2 separate regions of the Homo sapiens genome follow, and region 1 is linked to region 2. The links are chromatin contacts, found by Hi-C in ENCODE. All regions are on one chromosome and are shown on one strand. The core of a region is the stretch at or near the end of the contact, and the rest is flanking DNA. Distances in the headings are between cores, read along the strand shown. Region 1 holds the start of LINC00652 (long intergenic non-protein coding RNA 652). Region 2 holds the start of SLX4IP (SLX4 interacting protein).

Region 1 (5,538 bases), core at 865-3,364, 8.4 Mb before region 2:
GGCTTAAAGCAATAAGCATTTATTTAGCTCATGAGTTAATGTGTCAGCAATTTAGGCTGGGTTCAGCTGGGTGATTCTTCTGGTCTCCTCTGGGCCCACTTAAATCTGGCAGTTATCTGACTTATCATCAGCTGTGGCAATAGTGGTGCTTGGACCATGTGACACTCATTCTCCCCAGGCTAACCAAGGCACACTGTCATCATGAAAGCAGAGATATGAGCAAACAATCCCAACTCCCCAGTGCTCTTCAAACCTTTGCTTGCACCTATTGGCCAAAGAACATCACATGGGAAATCCTAGTGTCATAGTGAGAGGCCACTACCAGGCTACATGGCAAAGGGTAGGTGTAAAGAGTCGGGACCAATAATGCAATTAATTGACCACACCCACAGGACAGTGTCAAGCCTTGGAAACCTTTCTTTCTTTCAAAAAAAAAAAAAAAAATCACCGAACTGTACCAAACTCATGTGCGAATATATTTTTTACATCCCAGTAACTCATTTGAGACTTTTAAACACATAGAACAAAGATCATGCCCTCCCTTCCTTCCCAGATATCATCACTGCAGGAATCTGGCCCATATAAAAGCATTCCTATTTTAGGACAAAACTAAACAAAGGCCCAAAGACATATGAATATCTAAAATTGAAAAAGTTTATTTATCTTTGAATATATCACAAGTATACTCAACTGGCAATATTTTTTTTAATTAGGTAAAATGTACAAGGTGTATCTTCCCACAAATTAATGAAACTGATTTTGAACAAACAAAATTGACACACAGATACATTTTCTAAGTGATGCACTTTTCCAATGATGTCAGCATTACTCAAAACATTTTTTAGAATATAAACATATAATTGATTTTATAATTGCTGTCAGAAACAAAGGCACATTCTTTTACTGTCCCAGAACATTCAAGATGCTTTCAATTTATTACAAGTACCAAAAGCAGCCACAACTCAAATGGCTCAAGCAGTTAAAGGAATTATTCTTTCCCATAAAAGCGGTCCTGAGGTAGGGCTACAGTGGCTGAACTTCTGCTATGATAAGTATTCAGGGGTTTCCCAGGACACAGCATCAATGCTAAAACTGGCAAAATCCCAATGGACTGATCCCTTCAATGGATGACAGGACCCTCTATGGCTGAAAGACTCTAAAGTTCTTAGTTCTTAGCTGTGACAGGACAGAGAACCGACATGTCCCACCTGCAGCCACACCCATCCCCTTATTATTACTAGATCTTATCAAAAGCTGACTTGAAGAGGAAAAAAGGCCAAAAGACTTCTTTTCTTCACCTAACCGCCGATGCCCTCCTTTTGGTTTTATGGTTCCAACCTGACAGCTACTCTGGGCTACAAAGAGCCCCTTCTTGACAGATGACTGCCAGCTGCAGGCTAGATCAGACTGGTCTCTGGAGATTGCACAGATCGTGAACTTGTGCCCTATGTTTCACCTTTTTGCATTTACAGCCTAATTATAATACATTTAAATGTTAAATCTTCACCCCAGAGTGAACACAGGTCATCCGCTTTTGGATATTCTTCATATGTAAGCCCAGTGCGTGTCTCTAACGAGTTTCCTCCATGAATTTTCATAGGCTTCTCCTGTATGCTACAGAATACGTATATCCTACCTCTCCACCTAGCATAAATACCTACCTTTTCTCCTTCAAAGTATGCTTTATGGCCTCAGGTAGAGGCCTGCTTCCTGCCTGCAAGTTGTAACCTCTTAGAAATAGTTATATTTTGTTTATTTTGATTCTTTTCAGTCGACACATGCAAACAGGAACGAGTTGGCTACTTGAGGGTTGGTTCCTTGTGCATCTCAGTGAGTCTTGAAAAACCCCAGATCCGTCCTTCCTTCCTGCCGCATGTCATCCTAAGGCCAGTGTCTGTCAGGGAGGCAAGGCAGCAGCAGTACTTTTGGGAAACATCCAGAATAACATTAAAAAGCCCCTTTTTCCCCACACGTGTCTTTTATCCAGAGGGTCTGTTTTCCACAAGTTCTTCAGTGATTTCTCCCCAGTCTCATTGGCTGGGATTGGCTTTCACGCCTCTTAACAGGATTGACCATGGTTCATCAAGGGTCAACTTGAAAGCTGAACCCTGCCAACTTTCCCTGAATCTCCTGACTATGGTGGAGGAGTGTGGATCCTGGAACTAAACTGAGGTGATAGGGAGGAAAAGAGAGAAATCAACAGTAAACGCTGCACATCCTCTGTCTGGTAAATGTGCATCACTGATTGTATCCAATCTAGATTCAACCAGAGAGACGGAAGCATTAAGAATGACATAGAATATGGAATTTGCTATAGGGATTTGAGCTTCTACATTTGCGGGAAGGAGCGAGTTGAACACTTAGGAACAGCTGTTGCTGCCGTGTCTGGTGGGGGGCCTGAGAGTGGCAGGACAAGCAGCCTGCCCCAGAAGTGGAAGAAACTGAAAGTGGAGTCCTGAGAGCTGAATCTGCCGCAGGCCCGCGGGCCGCCCGGGAATTAGGAAAGTTAGAGGGGATCCACGCCCACAAGGTAAGCCAGCAGATGGGGACAATTCCCCGGGCTGCGACAGTCCCTAATGTCGGGCACCTACCTTTCAAGCCTACGAGACGACAACACTGCGTCACTTCCGCCTCACGAAGCCCGCATCAGGTCACGTGGCGTGTGCTAACCCCGGAAACCTACAGGCAAGGAATTCTGGGAAACGTAGTTCCCGCTTAGCTAGGTTGACATGGTACAAAGCCACATTACCACGCTAAGTGTGGCTTTGATTTTTAGAAACCGCCTCATGCTAAGTCTAGGGAATACAGTGGTTGAATGGGGTGAGCGCTGACCTTTAGCTATTCTGGAGGAACATGTCACTTTCACTTATTTTCTTTCATGTTTTCCCACCCAGTGCTATGGACTCTGATCGCCCAACCAGAGCAAACCCAGAAGGACAACTCTCCAAGCCTTTCAATCACTCCCACTAACCCGTATTGTGGACACACTATTGTGAGGCCTACTAAGGATGTACTGCTGATGACCTTTTGAAGGTAAGTCAAATGCAGTTAATCCTAAGAGGTTGGTTAGCCCCCTGCATCTTACTGAACACAGTAAATCAAAAGCGCTGTGCCCTTGAGACAAATATGATAAATTCCCTCTGCAGTTTTGAAATGTTTATCAATGCTAAACAAGGTAGGGGGATGTGGGGAGCATGAAAACAGAAAGACAAGGTCTGACAGACACATGGGAGAGATGTCTGTTTCAGAGGCTTAGTTCAAGTGGTTACTGTATTTAGGCTATTTAATTTAAAGGTGGTTACTGTATTTACATACACATCAGAGAAGTCCAAAATTTTAAAGTAAAGATCAGTTTGCAAAGATCTTGTCAAATTATTCGTTTTAAAATGAGGACCCTTATAACAACACAGGTACTTGAAAATATTTTGCTAATGAAAGAAGCTGGACACAAAAGATTACACCATGTACAATTTCATTTATATGAAGTTCTAAAACAGGCAAAACTAATCTATGGTGGGAAAAAAATCAGAATAGAGTTCACCTTGGGAGTTGGGGGTAGACTTAACTGGAAAGGGGCCTAAGGACACCTTCAGGGATAATGAGTGTATGCATTTGTCAAAATTCACCATAGGGGTGAAGAGCACTGATGTCTGCCACTTATTTGAAAAGCATCAAAAAATAAGATGGATTGATGGATGTATACAAGCGTAGGTAGACATATACATAAAACAAATACAGCAGAATATTAATTGCAGAATCTATGTGGCGAGTATATAGTTCAGCCCAGGTCTGAGTCATAGACAGATGGATGTCATAGATAGATAGTCATAGATAGATACCGAAATACTGATTGGGGAAGAGATAGTAAAGAAGTCATGGGAAAAGGATACAAAAAAAGAGAGAAAAGTGGCCGGGCACAGTGGCTCATGCCTGTAATCCCAGCACTTTGGAAGGCCAAGGTGGGCGGATCAGGAGGTCAGGAGAACGAGACCATCCTGGCTAACACGGTGAAACCCCGTCTCTACTAAAAAAAAAGAAAAAATACAAAAAATTAGCTGGGCACGGTGGCGGGCACCTGTGGTCCCAGCTACTTGGGAGGCTGAGGCAGGAGAATGGCGTGAACCTGGGAGGCGGAGCTTGCAGTGAGCTGAGATCAGGCCACTGCACTCCAGCCTGGGCGACAGAGCGAGACTCCGTCTCAAAAAAAAAAAGAGAGAGAAAAGTTACTGTCAGTTAATAGGAAGATATCAACAGACAGTCCAGACATTCAGAATATTTAATGTGATTCACTCTAACCTTTAAATTATATGATATACAATCAACCTGATGAGCTCCATTTCTCTCATAGTTACTAGGTGCTTGCTATGTGACTACCCTAAGCCAAGCACTTTTGCAAGCATTGTCCACAGCACGCTAAGAATCCTCCTCTACTTATTCTACTCTTAATAGCCCTATATTTGTCCATTATAACATAATGTGCTGCATAACAGACCACCACAAAACTCAGTGGTGATCTGAGTGGCTCACAATAGTAAACAATTATTTCTTGATTACATGTTTTCAGAGTGGCTAGTGGTTGGCCCATGTAGGCTGAGCTCAGCTGGTCCATCCTTCTTGGACCCACAGACTCCCTGGGGCATGTTCTTCTCATGATGATGACTGCAACACAAGAGGGCAAGACATCCTACACAAGCACATTTCAAGATTTTGCTCACATCATCTCTGCTAAAATTCCTTTATCCAAAGCAAGGAACACAACTGGTTCAAATAAGCACAGGCCTCCAAATATCCAGATCTAAAAATGGAGTGTTCACCTCAAGCTCCTTATTTATCACTGCAAGAGATTCTGGGGCTGGCAGCTAGTGACATGAGCTGGAATCCTCTTCCTGAAATTGCTGTCTTCTTGGATGGGCTCTCCACATCTTCCACCACGAAGTAAAAACAATTCTTGTGGGTGTAAGTAGACCAATTCAAGTGGACAATTTTGTTTTGCCTCTTTCAGCTTCCCCCAAGGTAGAATCCCAAGGGGACAATTACAAACATCTGGCCAAGAGAAGGAATACAGGCCACTTATTTTTCTGCTTTAGGAGAAGTCAATTAGAGTTTCCATTTCCTCAGTTAAATGTCACCTTTTTACAACATCCTGGAGGGAGAGTTGGCAGCCCTGTCATTAGGGGGAAAAATTCTTTCAGGGAAAGGCTTATTGTCTAAAAAGATACAGAAGGGTCCAGAGATGAAAGGACCTTCTCATGCTGTCTGAGTTTCCCAGAGTTCTCGGTTTCTATTTTGAGCTGAACATTTGGCTTCCCTGGTATCCTCAAGTGAGCTTTTTCAGCTCAGCCTCCCTGCATCACTTTTCTACCATTTGCAAAAAAAGGATAATAAGACTTGCTGCTGGGTAATGCATATAAAATGCTCTAAGGAGCTTGGAGGGAAGGTAGGCTTCTCAAGGGGAAAGCTGTCAGCGTGTTTTATCCTGATCTCCAGATATTTTCAGTGTCTGGTACCCCTCATTAGAGCATCTGGTCCTTTCTCAGA
Region 2 (5,599 bases), core at 2,184-4,683:
AGCACTTTGGGATGCCAAGGTAGGCAGATCATTTGATCAGGTAGCCTGATCAACATGGTGAAACTCCATCTCTACTAAAAATACAAAGAAAAATTAGCTGGGCATGGTGAAGGAAGCCTGTAATCCCAGCTACTTGGAAGGCTGAGGCAGGAGAATTGCTTGAACTCAGGAGGCGGAGGTTGCAGTGAGCCAAGATCGCACCATTGCTCTCTAGTCCAGGTGACAGAGGGAGACTTCATCTCAAAAAAAAAAAAAAAAAAAAAAACACACACACCTAGGAAATGCAATGCAAACTTATCTACAGCGATAGATCAGAGGTTTCCTGGAAGAGGAGTGGCTGGAGGGATGACAATGCGGCAAGAGGAAACTTTTAGGGGTGATGGATACCTTCATTATCTTGATGAGGTGATGGTTTCACTGGCATAAACATACCAAATTGTACACTTTAATATGTGCATTAACTGTATAACAGTTATACCTCAATAAAGCTGTTTAAAAGTACTTACAGAAAAAAAAAAAAAGGCCTCTTCCAGGCCTGGTATATTGTGTTTATATCACCCTCTTTTCTAAACAAGTTCATATCCCGAAAAGTCACAGAACTGTAATACCTTTCCCCTGGTGATTTGCATGCATAAACAAAACCTTAAAGCCCAGAAATTTAATTATCATAAAATTTAACAATAGTTAATTAATATTTACATGGCTGTGACTATGTGCCGGGCACTATGACAAGCATTTTTCTTGTATGAATTTATCTAACGTTCACATCAACCCTATCTTACAGATGAGGAAACTGAGGTAGTGAAGGGATAAGTTATCTGATCAAGGTCACAAAGCTGATTAGTAGAGGAGCTAGAATTTGAACCCAGGGAGTCTAGCTCTAGAGTTAATTTCCTAACCCATCATGTTCTACTGCCACACACAATATGAGGTATGTTAATACTAGAAGCAATGAATATTGTACTTGTAAAATACTTTTCTTTCTCACACTCACAGAATATAAACATTCACTACAATTGGCAACACCACATGAAACTAAATAAAAAACAACAGTGGCTTTATTTTCTTTTCCCAATTAATAGATGGAGGGAGGAGAAGCAGAAAGGCTGGACAACTTTCTTAGGACACAGAGCAAATAATTGGCAAGTTGACCAGTTACTGGGAAGCTGGTTCCTTACATTCTTAATCCAGATCTTTTCATGGTTTTCAAAATCCCGATTATTTTAAGTAACACCATAAGGGAGAGAAAATCTAACATAGCAACATAAAACGTAAAAGTTGTTTCTGTTTTCTCATACTCCTTACTGGCTCTTTAATTTCATCCAGAGGGTCTCAATCTCTGCAGATACAGGGCTGGAGTCTGTTTTTAAAGCTCCCAGGTGATTGTTACGTGCAGCCAAGGCTGAGAACTCTTGATTTAGTCTTCTCATTAAAGAAAGACAGAAGGCAGCTGGGTGCAGTCGCTCATGCCTGCTTTCCTGCACTTTGACAGACCAAGGCAGAAGGATCGCTTGAGCCCAAGAGTTGGAGGTTACAGTGAGCTATGATCCCACCACTGCACTTCAGCCTGGGCAACAGGGTTATACCCTGTCTCAAAAAATAAAAATAAAAGAAGTAAAATAAAATGGGAAGACAGAAGAAAGCAAGGTGCCACAAAAAGCTTTGGTAAACCAAGGCCCAAGGTTTTCCAAGTCAGTATTGAACTGCTGTCCACATGCAAACTTTTGAGTTCAACTTTTAACAAATTAAAAGTACAAATATGCATACAAGATATGAGAAAGCAAGAAGCACAGTAAACAACTTTTAAAAAAAAAACGCAAACCAGTGGTAAATTGGATGCTAAGACTTACAGAGAAAACCCTACATTTCAGATGTTATAACAGAAATTACATATAAGTATATTGGGATGACAAAATCTCTTTTCAACTTTTTGGAAAGCTAAATTGACGCCCTAACATCAAGTCAATGAACTAAAAGCACAGAAAAAAACCTGTCAAATATCCATTGCATTTAGAACATGCAATAAATTGATAATACACTGTGAATCTAGTTAAGAAGCACGGGTTGAACAAAGAATGGGCCAGGCCGGGCGTGATGTCTCAGGCCTGTGATCCCAGGACTTTGGAGGCCAAGGCGGGTGGATCACCTGAGGTCAGGAGTTCGAGAACAACCCGGCCAACATGGCGAACCCTGTCTCTACTAAAAATACAAAAATTAGCCGGGGGTGGTGGCGCGCGCCTGTAATCCCAGCTACTGGGAACGCTGAGGCAGGAGAATTGCTTGAACCCGGGGGGCGGAGATGGCAGTGAGCCAAGATCGCGCCACTGCACTCCAACCTGGGCAACAGAGCGAGACTCCATCTAAAAAAAAAAAGAAAGAAAGAAAGGGCTGTATCTTTAGCCCATGCCCTGAATCAATGTTCCTTGAACTTTAAGGTACACTTCTTGAGGAAGATTCTGATTCAGCAGCTCTGGGGTGAGAGTCATGAAGTGTAATTCTAACAAGCTCCCAGGGATGCTGATGCTGGTGGTAGGTGAAATGAACTTGGAGCAACAAGGCCCTAAGTAACTGGAATATTAGTTTTAACGCTAGCCAACTGGCTTACAAATATCGTTATGTCTAGGATCCAAGAAGTAAGTGTCAATACCATTAATTCCTACACCCGGCCAAAAAAATTAAAAACTAAAAATAAAAAAAAATAGTTCAGGGGAAGGAGAAAGCAAATACTTGTTTATACAGTCTAGCAGTGCTAAGAACCATAAAATACTGTTATTTGTCTCAACCTAGTAGATGTCAAGGTGATAAAATGTAGGCTCCATGAGTTAATGGATTTTTTTTAGCTAACTCCTGAATCCTTATGGCCTAGCACAAATTAGGTACTCAAGAAATGCAATGAATAAATGAATGAATGGGAAGTATATACAAACGCAATCTGTATTTACCTCACATCTCCAAAAATGTCTGGGAAGGGGGAGGTATTTGTACTGCTGGATGCAGGTAGCCATGATTTGATACAAATACCTGGCCCATCTACTGCATTCCCTTTGTGCAAAGACAGTTAACTTTCCTGAATAATATCTCCACCGTAATGCCCATGCTCATGGCATCCTGATGTTTAGCAACTTTTTGGCTTTTTGAAAACAATGAAGAAAGGTGGAAGTACAGGGAGAAGGATTCGGAAAAGTCTCAAAAAATCAAAGCCAAAAACCAGGAGGGAGGAGATGGGCAAACAGTTCAGTTCACTTGAAGGAACATCTGAGGTTGTCAGAGGTCCATGTGCTTACCTATGATGGTGGCGGGGTTTGGGCTCGGGCTTTATATGTTTTGTTACTGTCCAGGGTCACTGGCGGAGTAGTACCTGGCTGTGGAAACTCGGACTACACAGGTAGCCGGAACTGCAGCCAACCTTCAGAAGCTTAAGGGAAGCACTTTCGCGCTTACTTCCTCCTTCCCAGGGTCTCCGCGCGCGTTTGGGAACTCAGCCGCCGCCCAAACACAAAATGATCTGGGCAGCTTCGCTGCAGGATTGAGGCCACAGCCAGGATTTAAGATGGCAGCGAAACACTTCGATGGCCCGTGGAATCTGCCCAAAAGAAAAATGGCCTCTGTTCAGAATATCGCGGCTTTCAAAGTGGGCCCAAAACAAAAATGGCGCCGGACGCAGGCTATTTTTAAAGGCTGGGACCCCAATGACTCTCATTAGCAAATAACGTATCATGGTAACTCACGGTGCTAGGCAGTTGAACTGACCGAGAGAAAAAAAAACGCTTTTCTGTGGTGTGTTTTCTTAACATTGGAAAATGACTAGCTCAAGAATGGAACATATATTCGGTGCGAAAGATTGTGAGAAAGGAAAGGTAGCTTTCACAGTGCCGGATAAATTTTAATAAAAATAGCCATGTTTGAACATAACTTCCTATATGTTTTTTAATGTTAAAAGAGAATAAAAGTTTTGTCCTGGAACCCAGAAGCAGGATGGGGAAATGCCGGGTGAATTATCTAATCTGTGAAGAGTACGAGCTGCGAAACTCCGCACTTCCCTGTAAGCCCTCAGGAAGGACTGAGGGCGGATGCTTTAGTAGAAGGCAACTAGCTCTCACGGCGCATGTCCGTTTTCCAAACCCGATCCCGGGAGTTACGGGAGAGTAAAAATCCTGATTTTCCAGACAACCGCACAGAGAGGCGGGATACTGGCGCTGAGCGACAAATCCAAGCGCTTTGTAATTGGTCATGTCAGGACAGAGAGCAGAGCGCAGTGGACTATTTCTTTCTTTCATTCAATAAATCATTGTCAAGCGCTCACCAAAAGGCAGAAGCTGTGCCATTTTGATATGTTATTTAAATTTTATGCGTTCTTTTAAAATTTCAGTTTCAACAATTTGCTGGAATATACGCTGAATAAACTTCGCTCCCCGTTTTTTCCGGTGACGGCCGCTGTTGGCTGGAGCTTCACGGAAAACCCGGAGAAGCGGAGTGGGGGCGGCCCGGCGTCGACCGCAGAGCTGCGCGTGCTCCGTGCCCTCGCGCGACGCGAAGGTTGTCGGGATCCGCGGCAGCAGCGGCTGCTTGAGATCTGTTTCTGGGGCCTCTGGCGGTGGCGGCCTGGGGCGGCGCGACGGCTGGTGCGCAGGTGAGAGCGCTGGGACTCTAGGTGGAAAAGCCCGCTTTGTGTCCGGCCGAAGAGAGGGGAAGGGGCTTGTAGGCGCCTCCCTCTCCACCCCCAAAGGTCACCGGTGTCCTCACTGAAGGATATTTGAGGGCGGGGACAAGGAGGAGGCTGGCTCTCTGTAGGAGGCGAAAGACCGACCTCTGAAATAGCTGCCGATGGTAAATGTTGCGGTCGGCACGGATGCGGGCGGCGAGGAGGTCTTCCCGCCGGTGGGGAGAGCTGGAGGAGTGGCGCCTCACCACGCTCCCACCTGCGCTGCCGCCTTCTACGCCGAACCTGTGACTCCCCGTCCCCTCCCTCGCTGGGAGGGGCCCCGTGTGCCCCTGACTGTCTGGAGGGTGCACGGTGTACCCCAGGCTGTCGGGAGGTGGGGGCCGCCCTCCGACGGCGTTAGAGACGTTGTGCAGCGTGGCCCTGCCAGCTACGTGAAAGCAGCCGCGGGGCTTGCAGGGCTGTGGACCTTGTAGGGATGACCCTCTAAGGTCATGCTCGTCTTCCTCCCCGATAAGACCATACCCAAATCCTGTTGCCGTTTCAGAGACTCAATATGACGGTTTCATTCATTCATTAACATCTTCAGTTTATCCATAAACAGATATACACGTGTCTACAGCACTGCCGAGTTAGTAGATACGGCAGTGACCAAGAGGGACTTGCACGGTCCTGACTCCATGTTCTAGTGATGGGGGAGAAACAATACGCTCCCTATCCATGAGTTCCGCATGTGTGAATTCAACCAACTGCGGATAGAAAATATTTTGGGGCGGCGGGGTTTGGTGGCTCACCCCTGTAACCCCGCACTTTAGGAGCCCGAGGCGGGCGGATCACTTGAGTCAGGAGTTTGGGGCCAGCCAGGCCAACGTGGCGAAACCCGGTCTCTGCTAAAAGTACAAAAAAATGAGCCGGGCGCAGTGGCGCACGCCTGTAATC

The links. Hi-C counts contacts between places; a loop is a spot of excess contacts on that map. Pooled maps may share reads with other maps.
Region 1: a map of CD4-positive, alpha-beta T cell shows a loop between it and region 2 (12-fold over the local background). The contact joins the promoter of LINC00652 here to the promoter of SLX4IP in region 2. A Hi-C loop is called at or near these places in 4 of 168 maps with a recorded cell type or tissue (CD4-positive, alpha-beta T cell, CD4-positive, alpha-beta memory T cell, CD8-positive, alpha-beta T cell and 1 more) and 5 of 50 pooled maps.

Annotation. Positions count from the first base shown.
Region 1 is chr20:18,791,160-18,796,697 of GRCh38, reverse strand. It overlaps LINC00652 (long intergenic non-protein coding RNA 652), which reads left to right and starts at 2,114. Exons shown (of 4, transcript NR_026883.1): 1 at 2,114-2,530; 2 at 2,895-3,033. LCDR (lysosome cell death regulator) reads right to left here and starts at 2,649. Exons shown (of 1, transcript NR_026885.1): 1 at 633-2,649. RefSeq lists an enhancer at 2,434-2,973.
Region 2 is chr20:10,433,139-10,438,737 of GRCh38, reverse strand. SLX4IP (SLX4 interacting protein) reads right to left here and starts at 3,433. Exons shown (of 8, transcript NM_001009608.3): 1 at 3,285-3,433. It overlaps MKKS (MKKS centrosomal shuttling protein), which reads left to right and starts at 4,516. Exons shown (of 6, transcript NM_170784.3): 1 at 4,516-4,630. It overlaps LOC128706665, which reads left to right and starts at 4,516. Exons shown (of 3, transcript NM_001394148.2): 1 at 4,516-4,630. It overlaps LOC128706666, which reads left to right and starts at 4,516. Exons shown (of 3, transcript NM_001394149.2): 1 at 4,516-4,630. RefSeq lists enhancers at 3,280-3,329, 3,490-3,719, 4,610-4,669.